Linked DNA regions of Homo sapiens: region 2 is linked to region 1. A link is a loop called in an ENCODE intact Hi-C map of the cell type or tissue named here. Cell type or tissue: PC-3. All regions are shown on one strand. Links, peaks and the distances in the headings refer to the core of each region. The heading gives the core; the rest is flanking DNA.

Region 1 (8,329 bases), core at 37-8,036:
ATGGATATGATCTATCTTGGTGTATGCTCTGTGATTGCTTAAAGAGAATGCTGCTAGTGTTGGGCGGGGTGCTCTGGAAGTGTCAGTTAGCTTCTGTTGCTTGACGATGTTATTGGGTTCTCTTATATCTTTGCTGATTTTCTATCCAATTGTTTTATCAGTTGTTGAGAGAGGAGTGTTGAAGTCCCCAACTATAATTGTGGATATATCTAATTCTCCCTTCAGTTCTATCAGTTTTTGCTTCACATATTTTATAAGTCTGTTATTTGGTGCATACTCACTTAGAATTGCTAATACAGTTCACTTAGAATTGCTTATGTAATTCTTTTTGGTGAATTATATTTCTCTCTGTCTCTTGTCCTTTGCTTTGAAGTCTATTTTCTTTTAATATAGCCATCCCTGCTTTCTTCAAATACTTTCATGACTTTTTTTTATACTTTTACTTTCAACCTATTTCATTATATTTGAAGTGAGCTTCTTGTAGATAGCATATAGTTGGGTCATCTCTTTTTTTAAAATTCATTCTGTGATCTCATTTTATTAATAGTTATATTTAGATCATTTACATTAAATGTAATTATTGATATACGTTTATGCTTTTGTTTCCTATTTTATTTAATATTTGCTCTGTCTTCCTTTTTTTAAACTCTTTCTTGCTTTGGGCTACTTAAACATTTTTTAAAAATCCGTTTTGATTTATGTATAGTGTTTTTGAGTGCAAATATATAGCATTTTTAATAGTTGCTGTAGCTACTGTATTATAGTTATAGCTTACTAACTCTATTGGTGTTAATGGAGTACCAGTTCAAGTGAAGTGTTAAAGTCTTCCCTCCCTTCATATCCCTTCACTTTATAATATAAATATGCAATATAATTGTCTTAAGTATCTCCTGTACATACATTTAGAACCCTACCAGATAGTGTTATAATCTTTGTCTCAGTAGTCAAATACTTAGAAAGCTCAAGAGGAGAAAGAAAACCTATTATATTTTCCCATGGTTTTTTTTATGATTTCTGTCTTCTTTCTTTCTTCTTGATGTTACAAGTTTTCTGTTTTTAATTATCATTTTCTTTCTGTTTAGAGAACTCTTTTCGCTTTTTTTTTTTTTTTTTTTGACAAGATCTTTCTCTCTCAGCCAGGCTGGAGTTCAGTCCTGCAATCATAGCTCACTACAGCTTCACACTCTTGCACTCAAGCAATCCTCTCTTCACCCTCCAACGTAGCACCACCACCCTAGCCAGCTTTTTAAATTTTTTGTACAGATGGGGTCTTGCTTTGTTGCCCAGGCTGGTCTTGAACTTCTGGCTTCAAGCGATCTTTCCACCTCAGCCTCCAGAAGTACTGGGATTACAGGTGTGTTCCACCATGCCCATCGTCTTTAGTTATTCTTTTAAATAGGTCTGTTGGTGACAAACTATCTTAGTTGTCCTTCAACTGAAAATGTCTTGATTTTTCCTTCATTATTGAAGGATATTTTTGCTGGATATAGAATTTTGAGATGACAATTCTTTTAGTACTTGAAAAATGTTATGCCACTTCCTTATGGCCCCCATGTTTCTTGTTGAGAAATCTGTCATTTAAATTTTTTTCCCCTATAAATAAGGTATTATTTGCTGTTGCCACTTTCAAGACTTTTTCCGTCTTTATTTTCAGAAGTTTGACTATAATGTGCTTCAGTAGTGATTTCTTTGCGTTTATCCTTCTTGGCATTCATTGATAGTTTTATGAATCTGTTAGTTTATGCTTTGGCTAAATTTGGGGAGTTTTCAGTTGTTATTTTTTCAAATACTTTTCAGCCACACCCTTTTTCTTCTCTCCTTCCTAGTCTTTAAAGTTATATTAGATGTTTTGTTATAATCCTACTGGTCCCAAAGGCCCTGCTCATTTTTTAAAATATCAGTTTTCTCTCTGCTTTCAGATTGGGTAATTTTTATTGTTGTCTTCAAGTTTACTGATTCCTTTTTTTGTTCCCTTCATTCTGCTGTTTAGGTCATCCATTGAGTTTTTAATTCTGCTGTCTTTCCACTAACACAATTTCCTTTTGGTTCTTATTTATATCTTTGTTTTCCTTGCTGAGACTTTTAATTTTTTTTCCATTTGTTTTGGGCATGTTCATAATTACTCATTAAAACATTTTTATGGTGGTGCTGCTTTATTGCTGCCAAGCGGAAATAGAAATCCATGCCAATGTTAATAACTGGGTGTGAGGGACTCCTCGTAACTCCTGGGCAAGGGTGGAAGTTCTAGTTCTCCATTAAACCTCTGTTGATATCATCCTGGCTGGGAGGGGCATGAAGACTCATTACTGCTTGGCCTCTACTGACATTGTTGAGTTGAGTTGGGGTGGTCTGGTTTCTGCTGGGCAGGAGTGAAAGTTCTACCTCTCCACTAACTTCTTCTGATGCCACTCCAGTGAGGTGGGGAGGAGCATTTTATTACTGCAGGATGGGATGGAAGTCCATACTCTCCATGTGGTCTCCATGAGCACCATCAGTGTGGTGGTGGTGGTGAAGACTCCTTATTGCCTGGTGGAGATGAAGTTCCTAGCTCTCTGCTTTTCCTCTATGACACCACTTGGATAGGAGTTTTGGGGTATCTGGCAAAGGTGGAAATGGAGCCTCCCACTCAGTTTTTGCTGGTGGGGGTGGAGGTGAGGCCACAGTTTTCTCTGTGGTGTTTGGCTGTTACTGTCCAAGCATCTTCTGTCTGGCTAGGTAGCCATTTTGCTTATCCTTTTTCTAGAGAGGGCAGGTTTCTGTTGAGGCTTTTTGGGTTGATACTTGTTGGTATTTCTGGGTTTCTGTCTTCTCCAGCACCTAATCTGGGATATTTGAGGCAAAAAATTAACTCAGAGCACTCACCACCTGTTGTTCATCGGGTCCCAAGTTCCCTAGCTGATTTGCCGCCCTCTGTTCACCTTGTCTTCAACCTTCTTATGTCTGAAATAGATGGAACACTGCTCCATCTTTCTGAAAATTGAAGACCCATTGCTTTCAAAAGTAGATGATTCTAAAAAGTACAGCCCGGGTTAAAAACAACCTAGCTATGCCTGTTTAACACAAAGATTATAGTCTCTCCCCTTCATTGTGAAGGGGTATCAGTTTCTACTTCTGTTGGATTTGAAACAGCTTTAAAATAATTTTAGCATATGTGGACTTTCTCTTGCCCAAACAGTGAAAATATTTTGAAGAGAGGAGCAATGCATTATTATTTGGAAGGCAGCTGAGCCTGGTGGTGTGGACAAGGCTTTTGGAGGCAGAATATCTGTATTGCAATGAGATCTTGGTCAAAATTCTTAACTTTCTTAAGGTCAATAAAAATTCATGATATTGTTAAGAGTAAATATGTTATATATAAAAGACCCACCACAGTGCATGACTAACACATAATATATGTTCAAATATTAGTTCTTTCTTCCTGTGGTCATGCTCTATATATTACCTGAATAGTGATTAAGGAAGCCAAACAATTGGGCTGAGTATTTGAGTCAGAGGAGTTACTCTGGAAGCCTCTTAACTCTTTAGGCTCAGGAATAGCTAGAAAAATAGTTGTAAGGAAGATATCCTTGTAAGAATAGAAATGTGAATTTTTAAAAATGATCCAGGTATGATAGGGTAGTGGTGTAAGTCAAGAAGAAAGACTATTGAGAATACAAAATGATAGGTAAAAGTGATTGGTTATGGTAGTAGAATAGACACGGAAGTAAAACCATGAGCAGGAAGTGAAAGACTGGGAGAAAAGTTTGAGGTTAAGGTTAGGGCCTGGAAATTTTAGTAGGTAAAGTTCTTCCTATTTCTCTGACTGTACTTTCTAATTTTCTTTTGAGGGTTTTTTTTTCTTACGTATTCCTTAAATGTTGTTGTAATTTGAGGTTCTGCCCTCTTTTTCTCATATATACTGACCTTGGATAATCTTATCCAATTCCATAATGCTGGTCTTAAGAAAAAGCTAACAGATTCGAACTCATTTATTGAATCTGCAGTTACCACTGGATGTCTCCATTTGGATGTCACACAGGCTTTTCAATCTCAGCATATCCTAATTCATCTCCCTTCTGTGTTCTCCATCTCATTGAACAGTACCACCATTGATTCAGATCCTAAAGTGAGAAACGCAACCATCTTCCTGTCTTTCATAGAACACACTCAAGCGACAACCAACTTATGCTCATTTTTCCTTCAGGAATTTCTGAAAAATTCTATTGAGCATTAAGGGAAGTCATGTTGGAAGAATGCTAAAATAGGTCAAAGGAGACATAAAATATTCTCCTGAGTCTCAAAACTAATATTCCCCAGGACTGTTTTCTCTATGCTTTATGGGGTAACTGATAGAATTCTGTTAGCATTGTTCTTTGTTTCTTGACCAGTTATTGCCAGTATTTGAATTTTCAGTTTCATCTTCATTCTAGAACTTCATATTCTCTTATGCCATCTTTTTCTTTTCACCTTGTTTTCTCTTTTCAATTTTATGACAATTGCTGCTACAAGTTGAATTCCTATTTCTCTCCCATCACCTGCTATATTAATTAGGGTTAGGTTATGTTGCAGTGAAATCTTAGTTGCTCATAGAAACAAAGATCTATGTCTTGCTCCTGCTACATATCCATGATGGGTTGGCTAAATGTTTTCTCCTTCCAGGTTTGAGTGAGGCCGATGGACCTCTACTGTCTTAAGAGAGTTGGTGGCTGTGGCACAAGGAAGGGGGGGGGGGGAAGCAAGATACATCCAGAAAGGCTTCTGCCTGGTGGAATTGATAAACGTCAATTGAGATTTTCCAAGGACCAAAACACATGCATTACCATGCCCAACTTCAAGTAGGTAGGGAAACGAAGTCTGTTATGAGGGTGGAACACTGAAATAGCTGGTGAACATTTATTTCCAGCATGACTACAAGACTCACTCATGGCTCCTCTGCTGGAAGCCCTGCCTTCTTCTGTCCTCCCTCCCTTCTCCTTCTCTTCCTTTCTTCTTTCCTTCCTTTGACATTTTAAAAATGACTGTTAAAAATATTCTTGGGAATGCCACAAAAATGGGAAACCAAGCATTTAGTACTACAGGGTGGTTCTAAGTATTGAAAAATAAAAATGGATTTGTTAATACATTGCACTGTAACTGCATAGCTAGTGGTTCCAAGTGCAGCCTGGTTGACAGCAGTGATCCAAAGTAGCAGCGACAAAAACAAAACAAAACAAAAAAAACTGCAGGCAAGTTAGAATTTCATTAAATACCAAAAGCGCATCTCTTAGCACTTACTCCATAGCTCTAGGGTGCTGATGCTCACTGTTATCAGTTGCATGAATCACCATGGCAATTGATGAATGTAAAAATTCAGTATATGTTTTTTTCTTGCAGTTTTTTAAAATTTTTGGTTCTGAAGAATACCTTTTCATTTGTCTGTCTCTGTCTCTCTTATTCTGTTCAATGTATGCAACAAGAAAACATTCTCTTTTTTTTTGTGACTTAAAAGCTTTTTCTAATTTATTTGAAAAACTCTGAGGCTGGATGCCGTGGGTCACACCTGTAATTCCAGCACTTTGGGAGGCCGAGGTGGGTGGACCACCTGAGGTCGGGAGTTCGAGACCAGCCAACATGATGAAACCCCGTCTCTACTAAAAATACAAAAAATTAGCCAGGCATGATGGCAGGTACCTGTAATCCCAGCTACTTGGGAGCTGAGGCAGGAGAATCATTTGAACCCGGGAGGTAGAGGTTGCAGTGAGCTGAGGTCACACCATTGCACTCCAGCCTTGGCAACAAGAGCGAAACTCCATTTCAAAAACAAAACAAAAACGAAAAACTCTGAATACTGACTCCTGACAAAAGAGAATTCTATTGTCCCCCCAATATATAGGCATTTATGTTAACCGAATTCTTTTCATGTCTCTTTATTAGTGTGCTCACATTCATGCTCCTTGGACTGTATCTCCAAAAGCAAGATAGAGCATCACAGCTGATACTCTTATTTCTATGTGATGATAGACCATCATATCAGATAGTTTGTTTTTACACTGTAATAAGGAAAACCTGTCTGGAAGGTATGAACCAGGGCAATCAATCTCATAATAGACCACTTGTTAACATTAGACCAATGGTAAGAGTAGAGCAGACAGAAATGAAACCCAATCTATTGTATATGTTAATGATAAATATATATGTGTACACGTGTGCACACACACACACACACAGCATCCATAATTCAAAAATCAAAAATCTGAAATGCTCCAAAATTTGAAATTTTTTGCGCTCTGACATGACACCACAAGTGGAACATTCCACACCTGACCTCATGTAGTGAGTTGCTGTCAAAACTCTGTTTCATGCACAAAATTATTTAAAATATTATATAAAATTACCTTTAGGCTATGTGTATAAGGTATATGTGAAGCATAAATGAATTTAGTGCTTAGGCTTGGGGAGCATCACAAGATAATCTCATTATGTATATGCAAATATTCCAAAATCCAAAAAAATTTGAAAAACCTCTAGTCCCAAGTATTTCAGATAAGGGATATTCAACCTGAACTTGTGTAACTGGTGTAACTGTACATACATATGCATGTGCATGTCTGTGTGTGTTCCAACCCAAACACCATGCCATTCTTCCCCTGCCTTGCCCCATGTCCCACATCCACTCCTACCCCCATTTATTTGCTACCAGAACTAGGTCACTTTCTTGTCCCTTAGACTCAGTGGGAGACTCCCAACTCATTGTGTTTGGATTAAGTAGAAAGTTATTCTATAACCATGTATTCAAAAAAAATAACTTTACAATCATTTGAAACAAAACCAACTATTACTTTTAAAAAGCTACCTGCTTTCAATTAAGCAGGAAATTATCTAAGAAGCCACTTAATTTGCTTTGGTCTGTAGTCCCACAACTGCTTTATGCTGAGTGGAGCATGAAATTAAATATGTAACAACTATCCTAATGGTTATGTTTCAGAATGCCAGCATTTTAGATTCCTAGGTATACCGAGTGGTAACAAATACAAAAATGTACCAATCAAAGAATATGGCTGTATTGAGTTTGAGGAAGAAAAAAACCCAAAATATTATTAATGTTCTTTATTTTTTTTAGTTAAAACTGTTTTTAAAAGTCTTCCGTTAATTGATGTATCTAGGAAGAGCTGCAGTGCATATATGGAAAATTTTTTCAGACTACAATAAACTGCATTTTTTTCCAAATAAATTTTTACAGCATTTTCTTGTGTCCAAATGTAAAATAAATTATGCAAGGATACATTAATAGAGAAAGTCATAATGAATTTTTACTATGTGTTGAAGAAACACTGATACTAATCTCCGTTTGAAGGATTCATCTTTGTTTAAAGCAAAGACGTGTTGTTTGCAATGGAGAAACTGTTTATGTCCACATATAAAGGCACTAGTTTGTGCAGGAAATTTCAGAAGCATTACTTAAATGACACTTCAATCAGTTCTTAACAATGTTGTAAATGCTAGATGGTTCTCAGAGCCTCTTATTTATTTAAAACATTTTTTTCACAACTTTAAAACTATTTTTAAACTAGACAAATCTTTCCAAACACTAATCATATTATGATTAAACATTTTTAAAATAGCTGTATAAATGTGGATAAAATCATCCTCGTTCTTTTGTAGTTACTTATTTTAACCCAATCCTTTTCTTTCTTTTTCTAAAAAGTCTAGGTTGACATTTTGGCAGTTGTATTAGGAAATGTTGACAAACAAATAGAAGAATGTAACTGGATTTCTCTTCCCCCCCATATGTGAAGCAAGGCAAGTGTGAGCTGAGAGAGCTTGCAAGGTTCCACAGTTGCTCAGCACTCATTTATTTGATGCTGAAGATGCTTAATATTCTAGTTTCTGTCATTGAATCTATCTCTATACTTAGCTATATTATTCAAAAATATTTTTCAGTTTTCTAAAACTGCTATCTTCAAGGATTCCCTGAGAAGCTACAAAAAAGGACATCATGGTAATTTATGGGACGTTGGATATTTTTCTAGGACAAAAAATCTCCTATTTCTGCATGTATACTTCAGCTTATTCTGATCAGGGAAAGAGCAAGACCATAATCACACAGAATCCTTGCATAAGAATCTGTGTGACCTTGAGAGAGCTGGTTGACCTCCCTGAGCCCGATTCCTATGAACTGTAACCGTCTTTCATGTGTACGTTGGGAATAATCATAACTCTCTGTCAGAATTGTGAGGATTAATTTGAGATAAGGTAAGACAAGCATTCTGTAGAGTGACTGACACATAGTAGGACCGTGTTGTCATGAGTTACCGTGATTAAAGTGGTGGATCATCTCATCCTTCTTTTGTAGCCTCTGTCTACCAGATCC
Region 2 (8,329 bases), core at 152-8,151, 340 kb after region 1:
GGGTCTGCAGAACTAGCAAGGTGGTCTTGCACAAATATCAGACATTCTGGGTCTCAGTTTCATCATCTACAAAATGATGGGAGGTCTTTAAGTCCATTCAGTTCCTTGATTTATGGGCAAAAGACTGAGAAAGAATTGCAAACAAAGAAGTCTCCAATTTACCTAGTTAAATGCTGATCAATTTAAACTTCACGTGAGAAACATTTATAAAAACTTCTGATACAAAATAGGGAGCAGAGAATCTCTGCAAGAGGCCTAAACAATTATTGGTGTTGTTTCAGTGTGTCAGATAAAGAAAGTGAGAAATGAAGCATTTCTTGTATATTTAAGGCTGAGTAAAGGTTATCATTCAAGGAAAGATTACCTTTTCTTTCCATTCATCCAAAAGATAATTGCACAATATTCACATTCCTCAAAGCACTCTGAAGATGACATGGGAATTGAAACTTCTAGTGTATCCAAAGGAATTTAGAAGCACAGAATAATGTCAGGCTCAGATCAAATAAAAATAACTTTTATGTCTCCATTTATTAAAAATGCATGTTTTGTTTTCAAATGTTTTCTTCCACAGCAGTTACACACTGGCAAGACCCAGTTTGAAGCTTTTTAACTAGTGCTTTTTGACAACTCCAAAGCTCTTTCCCTCCTGTCCAAATGCTGCTCCTTCATTAAGTCCCCCAAGGAAGCAAACCAGCCAACGGCAAATAGAGACAATACACCCTCCTTGTTCCAATGAACTTGTTCCGTTCATTTGTCAGAAAATGGAGAGATGCTTGTGAGAAAGCTGACTTGGAAACAAAGCCCACACGGGGCAGTCCTGTTTGGCACCACAATCTTTTATGTAGATGGTGGATGAGGATCTTATATGCCATTTACACAAAAATTAATACTTAAAACAACATGTACAGAAAGTGGTTCCAAGTCCCAGTCCCATTGCAATCTCTTCGTGTTCTCTTCTGTGTCTCTCAGTATTCTGTGCTATTTTCTAGGCTTCTTTCTTCTTTCAGCGCACTTTGTCTTCCTGTGTGCCCCTTCCTCCTCCTCCTTTAAAAATTTAAACCAGAATGATTGCAATTCTTTCCTGGAATTTGTTCTTTCCATCAAAATTAGAATACAGTATTATCCCTTTACTCTAAAAACATTCTTGTTTTTTTATCCAACCCAGAATATGTGGAAGCAAAAGATTAACATACTCTAATAGCTTTTTATAACATAAAAATTTATATTGGCCGGGCGCGGTGGCACACTCCTGTAATCCCAGCACTTTGGGAGGCCGAGGCGGGTGGATCACGAGGTCAGGAGATCGAGACCGTCCTGGCTAACACGGTGAAACCCCGTCTCTACTAAAAATACAAAAAATTAGCCGGGCGCGGTGGCGGGCGCCTGTGGTCCCGGCTACTCGGGAGGCTGAGGCAGGAGAATGGCGTGAACCCGGGAGGTGGAGAGTGCAGTGAGCCCAGTTAGCGCCACTGCAGTCCGGCCTGGGCGAAAAAGCGAGACTCCGTCTCAAAAAAAAAATTTATATTGTCCCGAGAGCTACATTTTGTGAAACAAACATCTGCTGATCGTAGTCCATGTACCAGCTCTGTGGTAGTGATTGGACAATGAATAGAATGGTCCCTACCTGCAGCTAGATGACAGTCTATGTGGTTAACATAAGCTATCTCTGTGGTGTCTTTGACACCGTACCCTTTTGAGAGGGGAATGCTTAAGTTCCGGCTCAGACTTTTATCCCAAGATTGATAAAACACAGTATGATAAAAATGTTCTTCCCTTTTTCTCATTCATGAAATGAGTCAATGCGACTAGGCTGAAAGATTGTTTTCTGCTTGACTATTTCATATAAACTGAGTGGTAAAGAGTTCTTTGGCCTTCTCACAGTCTGGTTTGATTTTTCTGTGGTGGTGACATTCAGTGTCTCTTTGAGGAGCTGGGAAGGCAGGAGGCAGAAAAGGGGCCTAAAGAAGGGGAATACAAACTTGAGCGCAACCCTCAACTTTCTTAGATTTTTCTAGTCTTGAGAGTAGAAGGAATGAATCAAGTCTGCATATATGCCCAAATCTCTCCAAGCAGACTCTTTGTAAGCTTTGACTTTATGTGCTCAAGTAAGAAAATCTCTTCTGTCTTCATTATGATTAGATTCGATAGCGATATGGTGGGTGAAATGTTGCTCTCTAAATCTGAATCATGTGCCGTGGGGCAGAGCCCAGGGTTTGACCTGGGGAAGATGCTCTTTTTGAAACTTCTCCACCATTAATTTATGCATTCACAAAGTGGAAATGACGTCTTAAAGATGGGGGTCCTCTTTCTATGTTATGCTTCTTCATTTTCAGGCAGTGAGTAAAGAAGCGTAAATACAGAGATGGCTTTTGGGTTGCTATATTCCCACCTGACATACGCTGTCTCTGCAGGGCTCCAGAACTGGAACATTATACAGAGTCTTCAAAAACCCTTAATTCACTTTTGAGCTTTAATTATTTCAGAAGTATGAATGTACTGTCTTGTTCAAGTGTCTCTTAAAATAGTAATTATTTATATTTTTAATATGTATGCAATTTTGGGAATCTTAACTGATTTTTTTATTTTATTTTTCTAGTCAGTGTGTACCATTTTCAGTAAGAGAAACTGGAAAAAGTTAAAAACAGATTTTGAAAAATTCACAAAACTGCATGAGCCTAGAGGAAAGGTAACCAGAAATATGACAAATGGTCTTCGGAAGTTTGTAGCATTTGTTTCTGCCTAAGTTATGAAAGCTCAAAACTCCACTAAGACTTCTGGGATAACCTGTAATAGGTGACAGCTTATTTTGAAATTCAAATACTTTCAAATATTTTAAAAAATAGATTGAAATGCAAAAAGACAAGAACATGCATTTAACATAACTTTTGAGTTAAAAACTCAATAAAATTAATGTCAGAAGACATTGGATGTCTATGGATGCTGATAAAAACTATGGATACTCACAAAAATTAGTCAACCTCTTAAAAGAAGTTTGTTTTTAACAATAGATTTTCGATTTAGAGAGACATCACAGAATTTTGCCAATTCTGGAGGCCAGCTAGAGCTTCTCTTAGAGATTGGGGCAGAAGAAGTCAGCAGTGAAGTATCAATTCATGACCCTGGCTTAGGAAGCCAGACTCCTAAGCTCTTTTGATGTAGCTTCTATTTAGAATACAGTCAAGCCTGGGTCACTGCTGGGATTTTAATTTTAGACACAAGGGATGTAAAATATTGGGCAATATGAGCAAACTTTGCACTTCTCTCTAGAAATGAAGGAGTTACATTCTCCTGTCCTGTCTGACGTTTGGTTACAGAGTGCAGTGAACTGCTCAAGAGTAAGGCATTTGGTTAAGAGGCGGCACTGCGTATCTATAGAACAGATTAAAGTGTATGCTGATTCTGTTTGCTTTGAGAGCAAATATTTTCCCTGAATTTTAGTCTCTTTGGTTGGATGTACGGAATGGGCACGTGCAATGGGCACCATGCCTTGCTCCATCAGCAGCCCTGCCCTCTAAGGCAAGCTGGCAGTGTGAGGAGCCACAGTCACCCATCAGCTGTCTGTGTGTCCTCCATTACACACTACATGTATAAATTATAGCTCATGTCCTCCTTCGTGCCTCACTTAGAGGGTTTATAGTGGCAATTACCTGTTCACAGACCTACTGCATGTTTGCTGCTACCATGCCCAGTTCTGAATCTGGCTTCAATCAGATATTTGATATGTCTTTACCAACACAATAGACATTAAGCTGATACAACGAAGTACAATAATTATGTGATGTGGGATGCCCTTGGTTTGCTGGTAAATTTTATTTGGGGTTATGCAGTATAATCCAGGCTTGCTGTTGGATTTCACTGGCATCGACACAACTGAGGAAGAAATCCAAACCTGGACATGCCACTTATGCAATTAAATATGCTGCCCCTTGTATATACTTTACCTCCCATATTTTACAGTGAGACAATAGTTTCTTCAATGATCAAGTGATACAGCATGTAGTAATTACTTGAAGTGATAGTAGCTCTGATTTTTGGCTCCATGTAGTGATGCCCTTTCTAAAAATTCAAGTCATTCAAAATTGGAATAAGCTGCCTAGTGGGTGGTGAATGCCCCATCACTGGAAGTGTTCAAGTGCAGCCATCTGTCAGGAATGCACTGGACAGAACCACTATGTTGGGTAGGATATGATGCCCTCTAATACTCTTTGCAATATGAAGTTCTTTGGTTGTTTCAAGTCTTCATTTTGTAATACTGTAATGATTCAGATTAGGGATACTCACTCTTCACTTCCAACTGGCCTTACTATAGAAAGCACTCTCACTTCCCACAATTAAAAAATGTACATTTGCCCAAATAACGGCATCCTCAACGTCGTTTTGCCCTTTTCCTATTATAGGTATAGCGACTGAGAAATATGTGATGACTAGATCTAGGGGAGGAGTGGGATGCCACACTGCCCAGCTCTGCTGCTTACTAGCTATGCGACAGGGGCAAGGTTCATAAACCTGAACCCTGAGGTTGGTCATCTGCTAAATTCAAAGCACAACAAGTACCTCCCCAACAGAGCGCTGAAGGACTAAATAAAAATTTAAAGTATTTAGCACAAGGCATAGTACTTCTAGGAATATGAGCATTCACTATTTGTTGTGGTGGTTTTTATTGTTTACCTGGGTTATCTGTTCTCAATCAGCAAATCTGTCACTTGTGTACCATGAACAGATGATGGATTAGATTTAGAGAACTGTGTTAACTATTGGCATTTTTAAAGGACAAATAAACATGATCATTTTTTGCTATTTATGTATTTTCACTCATCTGTACATTAATTTCTATAACTCTATTAATGATGTTATTTTTAAGGACAGCTTTAAAGTTTGAACAAATACTTCTTATGTGTATAGTCAACTTAAAACAATTTTAAATAGCCTATAATTGTGTAGTACCTCTCTTAAATTCCAACCTCAGGTTTAAAAGCCTGTGTTACTTATCATCTATTGCTATTAACATTGTGGAAGCTTATTGTATTTATGTGACAGACAATATTTGGACTTAAAATTTTTCAGATTTTTGTTGTGTTTACTGAGCTCTGATTCATATAAAAGTGGTAGCTCCAGTTTAATGTAGGAATTCTGCTTGCATGTGCGGCTTTCCTTCCCATTGAAAGAGAAATGATCCCAGTGAGTGAAAAGCAAAGATAAGCTGAGAATAGAGTTGCAATCTTAGTTTGTGCAGGTGCTGTTTTGTTAACATCCTGGTGCATGTGCATTGTATTTTTGCACACACAGTCACAGTCAATTTTTTTTTTTTAGAACATGCATTACAATGTTCAGCTCATTACAAGTCATAACAAAGCTCCGTTGGAACCAAAGAGAAGACTCATGCTCTGTATATACCGAGAAGCTGTTCCCATTGTAACTCAAAGAATTCTAGTTCAGAAAATATCAACTGGCAATTTGCTTTGTGGGTTGTTTACAGACCAGCTACTTTTTGCCTTCCATTTTTTATGTGCTGTATTGAGACAGTCTCATACTTTGAGGTTAGTCTTCTCAAACAGGCTTTAAGATGATAAAAATCACACCAGGTCCAACTGGATCTTTATGTCATAAGACCATTTTCCCTTTTCCTCTCTACTTCTTTTCCTCCATTCAGAGCTAAAACAAACCACTTCATAAGAACCTCATGAAATTTTCCCTGTGTGCACTTTAGTTAAAAGACCCTCCTGTGCAGTGCATTCAACTCTGTGGGGACACTGTGCCACAGTCAGCTTGCTGGGAGATCAAAGTGGAGAATCTTCAGCTTGCAGAATGCCTGATGTGTCTCTGTAATGCATCTAGCAGGCTTTCTGAGTGCACTCTGTTGCAGAAGGCTAAAGGGAAAGGGCATTTTATCATAACACAGAAGACATTCAAATTTTGAGATAGCTTAGAGGATCAAAATAATTTTATCTTCAATAGATGAAATGACTAAATGGCTTTCCCCAGGTCAACATCCACAGGGATACATTCTCAGGCATTTTTGGGGGGCACCAAATTTCTTCTTTTTTCCAATCAGAAAATTTCTAATTTGATTTATAAATTATGAATGTAACTTCTCAGTTCTTTAAAATATGAGATATGGAGAAGGGTTGTGTTGGCTACTACTCACTTCAGCAGCTCAGGTAATACAGTGTGTGCATTTCAAGAAATATTAAAACATGTTAAATATTGTATATGCAGTTTTATTCTGGGCTTTTAAGCTTTCTCTCTCTCTCTCTCTCTCTCTCTCTCTCTCTCTCTCTCGGTCACTCTCTCTCTGTCTTTGGCAGCCTGGTCTTGTCCTCAACTAAACTATTTCCTGCCTACTAATTTTGAACAATAACTTAAGTTTGCTTGATAGATTATTTGTCATTGGTATCTCAATTTCTTTACCAAGTACCTTTTTTTGCTGAAGATCTAGTAAATAGTTCGACAGGTTTTGAAAGCGGAAGAAACTTTAAAAAATCATTTTAGTTAAGTGTTGACCTCCACATTTTATGCAGTAGGGGTCTGAAATTTGTGCAATATTTCACATTTACTAAGTGAATTACATATTTTATCTAATCTATAACACCAAAGATTGTAAAATATGCCATCACTTTGTGTACCGATAAGACAGAAAAAAATTACCAACTTAAATTATGCACTCACTTTCATATAATCACTCACATCCAGATTAAAGAGAGATTATAAGCATAAGATCATGCTGTTAATACAAACGTATCTCTCCTTTATGAAATATATAATTTGCACCCTGTATTTCATAAACATAGCAAATATTGCAAAGAGTAAGCACATGTCTTCTCTAAGAGGAAATCAGGATAAACACTTAGATTGACTGGGGAGGCAGGCACAGGAAAGGTGAAATACCAAATCAAGTATACTAAGCTTTAAGACATTTTTTTTTTTTTTTTTTTTTTTTTTTTTTTTTTGGCTAGAGGCTGTCCTGGGATTACTAATAGACTACATAATAAGGCAAGCGTATCCAATATTCTCTTCTAGTTACAGTGCCTTCCCTCTCTGCACATCATGGTTGTTTGTTGCAAGGGATCACCTGAATGATAGTGATTGCTCAAAGTTCCTAAGCTTCATAAGATTGACTCCAGGGCATTGCTGCTGGTGCTGGTAGCTGTTCCCCAGCCTCAGGCCCTTAAACTCCTGCAGGGGGAGTGTGTCTAGAGGCTGCCTCTCTTGTCTGCTCAGACATTTTATCCACTGTCTCCACCAAACCAGAGTCATCTCTGGGGCTTGGAGGAGTGATACTACTAGCTTCCTCACAGGACAGGATCCTTGGCCTAGGAACAGTAGATACTGATTAGAAATAAAGGAGATTGGGAAATCCAAAACCAATTATATAGCTTTTGCTTTGAACCACCTATTAGTGTGTGGCATAGTCTATCAGTGTGAATAAATAAATTGTAATAATTTGGACTTGATCCTTCTTTCGTAAAATGTGTGGTCTGTAGATATCACCTGTGAGGAGAGATGGTATTTGTCATTTAGATTCTACCTGACTGCTAACTTGCTTTGGAAAAGTAGATGATTACTTTGTCCGAAAATGAAGTGTAACACTCCAGTCTCCAACGAAACAAAAAAAGGTAGCATGTGTACTAACAAGTCTCAGAAATCACCCCTGTTTAATTAATATCTTGCTTTTATTACTCAATATTTTGTATTCTATTCAAAATACCACAAAATTAAGATAATAGCTCCGTAAAATTGATTCAGAGATGTTAATTATTTCTTTGCTTGTCTCCAGACTTATTATAATTCATTACTTTCTCCTGATGTGGTTAATGTTGTCATAGTTTGGAGCTGGTATACTGTACCATTAAGAATTTTTATAAGGCACCACTTATATGATTATATCACTTTGATTTTTAAAATGCCTTCATTTATTTCCTGGAAGTTATCAAGCTGACATGAAAAAGCCATCATCTAATAGGAGTGAATTTTCATAATGCTATTTTCATCAAATTTTATCCTCAGATATTGTATTTGGCCCTGTGACAAACATTAGATTTCCTTTCTTGCACTTTTTCTTAATCTAATAAAACATATGTTATGTATACTGACTGTATATTATTGGTTGTAATATACTATGTATATTTTCTTGTTTTTATAAATGTTTTTCAACTAAAATTTTTGTAAATAGAAGCAAGCCTTTCACAGCTATATCTATGGATCCCAAAACAAGAGGAGAAAATTGGTGGTTACCTGTTACACTATGTAGCAATCACTTATAATTTTTATGAAACAAATTCTATTTGGCAATGGAATTTAATCTAACAGGACTATTGCAATATTGTTGGCT

What was found. Peaks named below come from ENCODE experiments on the same cell type or tissue, not always from the same donor. Only the 100,000 strongest peaks of a DNase experiment are listed, where the experiment ranks them.
Region 2: a loop joins it to region 1, with 5 times the contacts of the local background. A loop is called at or near these places in 3 of 110 quality-filtered maps.

Annotation. Positions count from the first base shown.
Region 1 is chr6:19,790,522-19,798,850 of GRCh38, reverse strand. The region is part of intron 2 of LNC-LBCS (lncRNA bladder and prostate cancer suppressor, hnRNPK interacting); the gene reads left to right. Among named protein-coding and RNA genes, the nearest start is that of LNC-LBCS, 10 kb to the left of the region's middle. In PC-3, for the core only: no CTCF peak of the experiment used is centred there; a DNase peak (open chromatin) is centred at 3,450; H3K27ac peaks cover 1,557 bases.
Region 2 is chr6:19,451,529-19,459,857 of GRCh38, reverse strand. LOC105374960 (a long non-coding RNA gene) reads right to left here. Exons shown (of 2, transcript NR_134615.1): 2 at 510-1,044. Among named protein-coding and RNA genes, the nearest start is that of LNC-LBCS, 350 kb to the left of the region's middle. In PC-3, for the core only: a CTCF peak has its summit at 7,150; DNase peaks (open chromatin) are centred at 4,647 and 5,077; H3K4me3 peaks cover 1,051 bases; H3K27ac peaks cover 1,239 bases.